Regions from separate parts of the Homo sapiens genome. Here region 2 is linked to region 1. The links are chromatin contacts, found by Hi-C or POLR2A ChIA-PET in ENCODE. All regions are on one chromosome and are shown on one strand. Each heading gives the region's core, a stretch centred on a gene start or an enhancer-like site at or near the end of the contact. The rest is flanking DNA. Distances are from core to core; before and after follow the strand shown.

What was found. Hi-C counts contacts between places; a loop is a spot of excess contacts on that map. ChIA-PET counts read pairs that join two places held with the same protein, here RNA polymerase II (POLR2A). Pooled maps may share reads with other maps.
Region 2: a loop to region 1 is called in a map of heart left ventricle, with 2.1 times the contacts of the local background. The contact joins the promoter of LINC02009 here to the promoter of CCR5 in region 1. A Hi-C loop is called at or near these places in 7 of 168 maps with a recorded cell type or tissue (Calu3, K562, MCF 10A and 4 more) and 5 of 50 pooled maps. POLR2A ChIA-PET finds 5 or more read pairs at or near these places in 6 of 52 experiments (K562, MCF 10A, OCI-LY7 and 3 more).

Annotation. Positions count from the first base shown.
Region 1 is chr3:46,367,759-46,373,287 of GRCh38, forward strand. CCR5 (C-C motif chemokine receptor 5) reads left to right here and starts at 3,188. Exons shown (of 2, transcript NM_001394783.1): 1 at 3,188-3,230; 2 at 5,134-5,529. The coding sequence starts at 5,145. CCR5AS (CCR5 antisense RNA) reads right to left here. Exons shown (of 4, transcript NR_125406.2): 3 at 3,486-3,659.
Region 2 is chr3:46,421,448-46,426,976 of GRCh38, forward strand. LINC02009 (long intergenic non-protein coding RNA 2009) reads right to left here and starts at 2,220. Exons shown (of 5, transcript NR_151704.1): 1 at 2,098-2,220; 2 at 1,238-1,351; 3 at 1-45.

The sequences.
Region 1 (5,529 bases), core at 1,938-4,437:
ATGGGGTTTCACCATGCTGGCCAGGTTGGTCTCAAACTCCTGACCTCAAGTTATCCACTCGCCTTGGCTTCCCAAAGTGCTGGGATTATAGGCATGAGCCACCGCACTTGGCCTAGACATTTGTTTTTAAAAATAAAAGATTCATTTGCTCTTTTTACAGCCCGTCTCACTGTTGACTGATATTGACCAGGAGTCAACTCAGGCCCCAGGGATTTTCACAACAGCTGCTGTATGGCAGGGTTTCTGCTCACTGTGCTCATGTAGTTGGCCCTTGCACCCAAAGTGAATAATTAACATTCTCCCCATCCTGTTGACGATGCTCTGAAAATATGGTCCAGAAATGGTGTGAGCAAGGAGACAGCAAAGCAATGCTTGGAACATAGGTGCAGTGACTAGACATGGGGCAGCTGTTTAAAGACAAAAAGGCCCCAAAAAGGAGGGATGGCACGAAACACCCTCCAATATGGGCATGGAGTCTAGAGTGACAAAGTGATCAAAAGTTCATTTCCTATGGGGTGTCCGAATGTACTTAATAATAAAAAGAGAACAAGAGCCATGCAAACTGAGAGGGACAAAGTAGAAAGAGTAGCAGACACCAAGCAACTAAGTCACAGCATGATAAGCTGCTAGCTTGTTGTCATTATTGTATCCAGAACAACATTTCATTTAAATGCTGAAGAATTTCCCATGGGTCCCCACTTTCTTGTGAATCCTTGGGCTGAACCCCCCTGTCCTGAGTGGTTACTAGAACACACCTCTGGACCAGAAACACAAAAGTGGAGTAACGCACACTGCAAAGCTGTGCTTCCTTGTTTCAGCCTGTGAATCCTCACCTTGTTTCCCATCTAGCCTATATTTTTCAAACTAACTTGGCCATAGAATCATGTAGTATTTAGGGTGGAAGCTGCCCCAGGTCTAGCACGTCATTTAACAGATGAGGAAATGGAAGCTTGGGCAGTGGAAGTATCTTGCCGAGGTCACACAGCAAGTCAGCAGCACAGCGTGTGTGACTCCGAGCCTGCTCCGCTAGCCCACATTGCCCTCTGGGGGTGAGTATGTCTTCACATCCTCCAATACCCTAATGACAGACAAACAGAACATGGCAAAGCCTCAGCTCTGCATGGTGAAAGTAAGAACCAGCAATTGCCACAAACAGAAATACAGTGTTGGTCCGGCAGCCTCCGGGGGTTCTGCACAAGTGGATTACCAGTGAATACAAGGCTATCTATCTTTCGAAAAACCAAAGTTGTATTTATGCTATCTATTTTCTATAAAATTTTATATTAATTTATTTGTTACCTATTTTTGAACTCTTTCAAAAGCACACTTTATATTTCCCTGCTTAAACAGTCCCCCGAGGGTGGGTGCCCAAAAGGCTCTACACTTGTTATCATTCCCTCTCCACCACAGGCATATTGAGTAAGTTTGTATTTGGGTTTTTTTAAAACCTCCACTCTACAGTTAAGAAAACTAAGGCACAGAGCTTCAATAATTTGGTCAGAGCCAAGTAGCAGTAATGAAGCTGGAGGTTAAACCCAGCAGCATGACTGCAGTTCTTAATCAATGCCTTTTGAATTGCACATATGGGATGAACTAGAACATTTTCTCGATGATTCGCTGTCCTTGTTATGATTATGTTACTGAGCTCTGTTGTAGCACAGACATATGTCCCTATATGGGGCGGGGGTGGGGGTGTCTTGATCGCTGGGCTATTTCTATACTGTTCTGGCTTTTCCCAAGCAGTCATTTCTTTCTATTCTCCAAGCACCAGCAATTAGCTTTACCTTTTCAGCTTCTAGTTTGCTGAAACTAATCTGCTATAGACAGAGACTCCGGTGAACCAATTTTATTAGGATTTGATCAAATAAACTCTCTCTGACAAAGGACTGCTGAAAGAGTAACTAAGAGTTTGATGTTTACTGAGTGCATAGTATGTGCTAGATGCTGGCCGTGGATGCCTCATAGAATCCTCCCAACAACTCATGAAATGACTACTGTCATTCAGCCCAATACCCAGACGAGAAAGCTGAGGGTAAGACAGGTTTCAAGCTTGGCAGTCTGACTACAGAGGCCACTGGCTTAGCCCCTGGGTTAGTCTGCCTCTGTAGGATTGGGGGCACGTAATTTTGCTGTTTGGGGTCTCATTTGCCTTCTTAGAGATCACAAGCCAAAGCTTTTTATTCTAGAGCCAAGGTCACGGAAGCCCAGAGGGCATCTTGTGGCTCGGGAGTAGCTCTCTGCTGTCTTCTCAGCTCTGCTGACAATACTTGAGATTTTCAGATGTCACCAACCGCCAAGAGAGCTTGATATGACTGTATATAGTATAGTCATAAAGAACCTGAACTTGACCATATACTTATGTCATGTGGAAAATTTCTCATAGCTTCAGATAGATTATATCTGGAGTGAAGAATCCTGCCACCTATGTATCTGGCATAGTGTGAGTCCTCATAAATGCTTACTGGTTTGAAGGGCAACAAAATAGTGAACAGAGTGAAAATCCCCACTAAGATCCTGGGTCCAGAAAAAGATGGGAAACCTGTTTAGCTCACCCGTGAGCCCATAGTTAAAACTCTTTAGACAACAGGTTGTTTCCGTTTACAGAGAACAATAATATTGGGTGGTGAGCATCTGTGTGGGGGTTGGGGTGGGATAGGGGATACGGGGAGAGTGGAGAAAAAGGGGACACAGGGTTAATGTGAAGTCCAGGATCCCCCTCTACATTTAAAGTTGGTTTAAGTTGGCTTTAATTAATAGCAACTCTTAAGATAATCAGAATTTTCTTAACCTTTTAGCCTTACTGTTGAAAAGCCCTGTGATCTTGTACAAATCATTTGCTTCTTGGATAGTAATTTCTTTTACTAAAATGTGGGCTTTTGACTAGATGAATGTAAATGTTCTTCTAGCTCTGATATCCTTTATTCTTTATATTTTCTAACAGATTCTGTGTAGTGGGATGAGCAGAGAACAAAAACAAAATAATCCAGTGAGAAAAGCCCGTAAATAAACCTTCAGACCAGAGATCTATTCTCTAGCTTATTTTAAGCTCAACTTAAAAAGAAGAACTGTTCTCTGATTCTTTTCGCCTTCAATACACTTAATGATTTAACTCCACCCTCCTTCAAAAGAAACAGCATTTCCTACTTTTATACTGTCTATATGATTGATTTGCACAGCTCATCTGGCCAGAAGAGCTGAGACATCCGTTCCCCTACAAGAAACTCTCCCCGGTAAGTAACCTCTCAGCTGCTTGGCCTGTTAGTTAGCTTCTGAGATGAGTAAAAGACTTTACAGGAAACCCATAGAAGACATTTGGCAAACACCAAGTGCTCATACAATTATCTTAAAATATAATCTTTAAGATAAGGAAAGGGTCACAGTTTGGAATGAGTTTCAGACGGTTATAACATCAAAGATACAAAACATGATTGTGAGTGAAAGACTTTAAAGGGAGCAATAGTATTTTAATAACTAACAATCCTTACCTCTCAAAAGAAAGATTTGCAGAGAGATGAGTCTTAGCTGAAATCTTGAAATCTTATCTTCTGCTAAGGAGAACTAAACCCTCTCCAGTGAGATGCCTTCTGAATATGTGCCCACAAGAAGTTGTGTCTAAGTCTGGTTCTCTTTTTTCTTTTTCCTCCAGACAAGAGGGAAGCCTAAAAATGGTCAAAATTAATATTAAATTACAAACGCCAAATAAAATTTTCCTCTAATATATCAGTTTCATGGCACAGTTAGTATATAATTCTTTATGGTTCAAAATTAAAAATGAGCTTTTCTAGGGGCTTCTCTCAGCTGCCTAGTCTAAGGTGCAGGGAGTTTGAGACTCACAGGGTTTAATAAGAGAAAATTCTCAGCTAGAGCAGCTGAACTTAAATAGACTAGGCAAGACAGCTGGTTATAAGACTAAACTACCCAGAATGCATGACATTCATCTGTGGTGGCAGACGAAACATTTTTTATTATATTATTTCTTGGGTATGTATGACAACTCTTAATTGTGGCAACTCAGAAACTACAAACACAAACTTCACAGAAAATGTGAGGATTTTACAATTGGCTGTTGTCATCTATGACCTTCCCTGGGACTTGGGCACCCGGCCATTTCACTCTGACTACATCATGTCACCAAACATCTGATGGTCTTGCCTTTTAATTCTCTTTTCGAGGACTGAGAGGGAGGGTAGCATGGTAGTTAAGAGTGCAGGCTTCCCGCATTCAAAATCGGTTGCTTACTAGCTGTGTGGCTTTGAGCAAGTTACTCACCCTCTCTGTGCTTCAAGGTCCTTGTCTGCAAAATGTGAAAAATATTTCCTGCCTCATAAGGTTGCCCTAAGGATTAAATGAATGAATGGGTATGATGCTTAGAACAGTGATTGGCATCCAGTATGTGCCCTCGAGGCCTCTTAATTATTACTGGCTTGCTCATAGTGCATGTTCTTTGTGGGCTAACTCTAGCGTCAATAAAAATGTTAAGACTGAGTTGCAGCCGGGCATGGTGGCTCATGCCTGTAATCCCAGCATTCTAGGAGGCTGAGGCAGGAGGATCGCTTGAGCCCAGGAGTTCGAGACCAGCCTGGGCAACATAGTGTGATCTTGTATCTATAAAAATAAACAAAATTAGCTTGGTGTGGTGGCGCCTGTAGTCCCCAGCCACTTGGAGGGGTGAGGTGAGAGGATTGCTTGAGCCCGGGATGGTCCAGGCTGCAGTGAGCCATGATCGTGCCACTGCACTCCAGCCTGGGCGACAGAGTGAGACCCTGTCTCACAACAACAACAACAACAACAAAAAGGCTGAGCTGCACCATGCTTGACCCAGTTTCTTAAAATTGTTGTCAAAGCTTCATTCACTCCATGGTGCTATAGAGCACAAGATTTTATTTGGTGAGATGGTGCTTTCATGAATTCCCCCAACAGAGCCAAGCTCTCCATCTAGTGGACAGGGAAGCTAGCAGCAAACCTTCCCTTCACTACAAAACTTCATTGCTTGGCCAAAAAGAGAGTTAATTCAATGTAGACATCTATGTAGGCAATTAAAAACCTATTGATGTATAAAACAGTTTGCATTCATGGAGGGCAACTAAATACATTCTAGGACTTTATAAAAGATCACTTTTTATTTATGCACAGGGTGGAACAAGATGGATTATCAAGTGTCAAGTCCAATCTATGACATCAATTATTATACATCGGAGCCCTGCCAAAAAATCAATGTGAAGCAAATCGCAGCCCGCCTCCTGCCTCCGCTCTACTCACTGGTGTTCATCTTTGGTTTTGTGGGCAACATGCTGGTCATCCTCATCCTGATAAACTGCAAAAGGCTGAAGAGCATGACTGACATCTACCTGCTCAACCTGGCCATCTCTGACCTGTTTTTCCTTCTTACTGTCCCCTTCTGGGCTCACTATGCTGCCGCCCAGTGGGACTTTGGAAATACAATGTGTCAACTCTTGACAGGGCTCTATTTTATAGGCTTCTTCTCTGGAATCTTCTTCATCATCCTCCTGACAATCGATAGGTACCTGG
Region 2 (5,529 bases), core at 970-3,469, 53 kb after region 1:
ATGCTGCCAAATGTTGCCACAAGAGGGGTGCCACTGCTTCTAAATCTGCAAGAGAATCAGAGGTTAACATAATATCATCAACGTAATGGAACAAGTGGACTCCCTTTGGACATTTTCAGGCTGTTAAATCCATGGCAACAAGACCATGACATATGGTGGAGCTATGCACATAGCCCTGCAGCAACACTGTGAAAGTCCATTGTCATCAAGGCAAACTGTTCCTGGCTCTCTAGAGCAAGGTCAACTGAGAAGAATGCATTGGCCAAGTCCACCACATAGTGGTACTGTCCTAATTCCATTGTCGAGTGGTTCATCAAATCCATGATAGATGGCACAGCTTCCAAGCCATGTAAAATATCCACCTCCAGAATGTATTCAGGTATGGGAGAGACATACACAGTGTATAAGCAAGGAGCCAAGTGGCCAATGCCAAGGTACAGAGATACAGGTTTCACTTTCACTGACTGGCCTCCGTAACCTTTAATATATGCAGATTTGCCCAAAAACTTAACTGGGTTCCCATAAACAAGGCTACAATCTATGCCAGTATCTACCAGCACCAGCACCCACTGTACATTGGTGGGGGACCAGTGGATTGCCAATTCCACATGTGGCCTCTGGTCATCTGGTGTCCCCCCAAGCCAGACACCTTTGGCCAGTTCCCTAGTTGAACAGAAAAGGCTCTACATTTCCACCTGGCTGCAGCAAGTAGTCTCTGAGCTGGGTAGGACCAGGTCACACAGCAATGCCTTTCTCCCCTTTGGGCATTTTCCGGAATTGCTGCCCTGCATACAACTGTCTCCGCAAAGTTAGGAGTATTTCATTGGGCTGCTTATCAATTTTCTCTCAGTCAACCCCAGCCAAAATCAAATCTATCCACATCTGTGAGCGTGTCACTCGTTGGGGCCCCCTTTTTTTATGGGGGAGCCCCCTGTGGGTGGGGTAACTTCCCCTTCTTTATGGTGTGGACCCTCCAATCCCCCTGAAGGCCTTCTGCTTCCCTGAGAGCCGCCATGGCAGTGGTTACTTCATGTATGCGGTGCCCTACGTATGGGGTGAGGACAGCAGCTAGGGAGCCAAAGGGGCTCAGGAGCATCAAACCCAACATGAGATCCCTCATGTGGGAGGTGAAACATTTATCATCTGGCCCTCAGGTATTCAGGACAAACATAGCCTGCCGCATACCCATCTCCCGAATGACTTACACCAAATTGGCATATGACTGCCATTTACTCACAGTTTTGGGCATTTCACCAGCATTATTCCACACAGTTCATATGGCTGCCTGTAGCCACTCAGTCAGGGTGTGGTCTCCTTGCGCTGCCACTAACCACCTGCTCACTTGCAGCCGCTGACAGAGAGAGGGGTGAGTCATGGTGGAGGCCAGCTTGTCCATCTCAGAGGTGGAATGGGAGATACCATCTGCTCCCTTGTTCCACAGACGAAGCATCCAGGCAGGCAGGGGTTCCCCTGGACACTGGCAACACTGCTTGCCTAATTCCTGCAACTCAGTTGGGGTACAGGCAATATACGAAATGTGTTGCATTATGGTGGGGAGTCCCTGAGTCCACCCTTGGAGCCCCAGTGGCTGTTCATGATCTACCTTCTGTCAGACCACCGGGTGAGCCCGCAACAGGGGTTCTTCCTCCTTGGTATGAAACTGAGTGGGGATCTCCAGACAAGATGATGGACCCAGGCCTGCATTCATGGTAGCCTCTAATTCCTTTTCCAAGCTCTGAAGCCACACCTCCAGGCATCCTGCCTGCACCTGGAGGTCCCCATTCATGGCAGCCTCTAATTATTTTCCAGATCGGTGTAGCCAGACCTCCAGTCTGCATCCCTCAGGGACTGGGTGTGTACTTTTCTTAGCACAGTTAAAAATGCCCATCCAACTCTGCCAGCAAAGGCTCTCTCCTTCTTGGTGCTCTGCACTTCCAGCTGCTTCAGCGCCTTCTCCATGCTCATGGGGGACCCATCTACTGCCACCCAGGTTTCCACTCAGGCCCACCCTCACAGCACGGCTACCACCGGGTACCACAACCCATGTTGTGGTCACATGGCCAACCTGGAATCAGCAGGGACCGAAGGCTCACTTACCTTAGGATCCTGTTCGTGATGCCAATTGTCAGGTTCTAGCCCAAACTAAAGTCCAAGGGGAGTTGGTGGGTGGGTGGCAGGTAACTGGAAAAACACTCGAGTAGGCGGTTTCGACATGGCTTTATTCTCTCTCTGGGTGCAAGCCATATGTAGTGTCAGCAGGGTAATTTTACCTTTTACAGACAATAGTGGCTTTGAGCCAAGCACGTGCTCATATGAGTGGTCACCTAATGCACCTCACATGGCATGGTTACATAATGTGTGGAGTTGTGTGCCTGCCTCCAAACCCACTGAGTCATGCTGCACCAGAAGGCTGCCTCGGCCTACTCCTGACTAAAGCACAACCATCTCCCTTAGAGTGGGCTAAATCTACTGCTATTTATACTATTAGAAATTTTAACACAGAAGTTTTAAATATTTACATTGTTAATTGATTTTGAAATAATAAGCCCATTACAGGTTAACATAATTAACATACTTTTATTAAAAATATCTGTATTTTTTAAAAGAAAAAAAATTAGCAACAACAGTGATCCTTGGAATCGTCCCACCTCAGCCTCCCAAGTAGCTGAGACCACAGGCGCACATCACCATGCGAGCTAATTTCTATATTTTTTGGTAGAGATGGGATCTTGCCATGCTGGCCAGGGTGGTCTCGAGCTCCTAAGCTCAAGTGATCCTCCTGCCTCGGTCTCCCAAAGTGCTGAGATTACAGGTGTGAGCCACCACTTCTGGCCAGAAGCTGGATTCTCTGTCTTGTTCTCCATCCAATCTGTTAGACTGTCAAATGCCAAATAACCTTTGGAAAATTCTACTCGTAAAATAAGGAGAGAGATAAATAACTTCTGAGTATCATCATTAAAATAGTTTGACCTCATGGACCCACTGGGTCCCATGTGGAGAATAGCTCTAAGCTAAAGAGTAGAATGGCTGGGAGGGGACATAAACATTCAGCCCATAGCTGCTGACCACAATAACACATTTTAAGTCTCTTCCTCTCCTGCTCCTTGTGATTGCAGACAGACTCAATCTGTAGGAGAGCTGTAGAGAGAACAAGCTCAAGCCCCTGATTTTGCCTACAAAGAAAGCTGAGCCCAGCAAAGTTAAGGGACTTACCCAAGGTCACACAGCCACACAGCAGAGCTGGGGCTGAGCTCCAGGTGTCCTGCTACAGAGGCCACTTCTTTCTCCCACTAGGGACTGGCCTGTGATTACTTCAGAAAACAATGGTCAGCTAACTGATTCTGAACGCCCTTTGCTGGTAAAAGCTAATCTCCTGAGGAAAAATGTATGCATTGGCTGGGCGCAGTGGCTCAAGCCTATAATTCCAGCATTTTGGGAGGTGGAGACAGGTGGATCACTTGAGGTCAGGAGTTTAAGACCAGCCTGGCAGTCATGGTGAAACCCCGTCTCTACTAAAACTACAAATATTAAGCTCGGCATGGTGGCAGGCACCTGTAATCCCAGCTACTGGAGAGACTGAGGCAGGAGAATCGCTTGAACCCAGGAGGCGGAGGTTGCAGTGAGCCGAGGTCGCACCACTGCATTCCATCCTGGGCAACAGAGTGAGATTCTGTCTCAAAAAATAATAATAGTAAAATAAAAATAAATAAAAAAATAAGTATGCATCACCTCAGGTGGTCAGTCAGCTTTCCCAAGACCCCAAAGCACACAATGTTCTTTCTGGTATGAGTGACATGGGGTTCACAGCACCACAAAGTCCATGACTTTTCCCTCAGAAGTGAATGCATGGCTAATTATTTTGTATTTTTTGTAGACATGGAGTTTTGCCATGTTGCCCACGCTGCTCTCAAATTCCTGGACTCAAGTAATCCACCCACCTCAGCTTCCCAAGGTGCTGGGATTACAGGCATGAGACACCGCATGACCTGCACCTATAGTCCCAGCTATCAGGAGGCTGAGGTGGGAGGATCACCTGAACCGGGGAAGTTGAACCTGCAGTGAACTGTGATCGCTCCGGTGCACTCCATCCTGGGCAACAGAGTGAGATCCTGCCTCAAAAAAAAAAAAAAAGTGAACACACATGCTGGGGAAGAGGCCTGCAGGCACCCCTGCCAGTTCTGCACCAGAGCACACTGTAGCAGCCCTGCTGTGATGCAGGAAGCAGCTCCAGGTCCTGCAGTCTGAAGCATGGAGCCTGAAGCCTGGAGCCCCCCATCCAATGCTGCGCCATGCTCACCAGTATCCCCCAGCATCAGCACCGAGGCACCAGCTGCAGATAAATTTCTCACCTAAAATGTTGAGAGATGTTGCTAAACTGTCCTTCTAAGGGTATGTATAATAATACGGTCCTGCCGATACTGAATAAGACTATCTGTTTCATTACATCCTCACAATACTGAATATCATTAGCAACTTGAATTTTAAATTGTGCTAATCAATGAAAATGATTGCCTAATTACTAGTGAGTTGAGGTTATTTAACATTAATACTCCTTCTGATGAAATATTTTGCATTTATCACATTTTACATAAATTCTCTCTATATAATTAGCACTAGAATGTCCGACTTGGTTTTCATTGTTCCTCACCTGTTTGGAAACACATTAAGAATGAGGGAGAGAATGGATGGGGACTCACCTAGGGATGCATGGAGCTGGTCGGCAGCCACTCTGAGGCCCTCTTAACACTTCCCCACCACACACTTAATTTCCCCTGGTTTGTCCATAGATACATCCAACAATTTTTATGTAAATAAGAAAGACTCAGCTTTCAATGGAAAATGGTAGGTTGGATTTTATGACTGAAGTGGCAAAAAGAAATAAGGGATTTTATTATGGGGGAGGTCCAAACCCTGGTGAAAAACGAAATTCATTGAAATTGTTTGAAAATTCAAGGATTAAATCAGATTATTTTGGATTCAGTAGGAATTAGATTACTTTAAAGCCCCAGGATACTTTATTCTGTAGAATGCATGGAAAGTATAGAAAAGAGAAACAAAGAGGGAAAGTCATGGCTAATAACCTGGAAGGGGTAAATAGGGAGCCAAAGGCCTGTGGGACGTAACCAACTCAGCATTCCACTGGAGGCTTTATGATCAAATAGCAAGCTATTTATCATGAATGCAGGATGTGGGCAAACTCACGACTGCTCCCACTGCCAGAAGGTTTGCTGAGGGCAATCACTTCCTGGCACCGAGCTCCTTGAGGTTATCTACTGGGACATCTGGAGAATGCAGTCTTGCAAGCCTACTCTGGACCCAGCAGCTGACCCCTTCTTCCATGCCCCTCTTCCTGCTATCTCTTTTGCCTAATAAATATGGAGGGCTGTGTAAAGCTCAGGGCCCTTGTCCACTAGAGGCAAACTGCCCGCTGACCCCTTCTTCCAAATATGCTCTTTTGTCTCATGTCTTTTATTCCCGCTTTCACCCCACTTTGTTCAGTCCCCCTAGGTCCGTGTGGGTTACATAGTG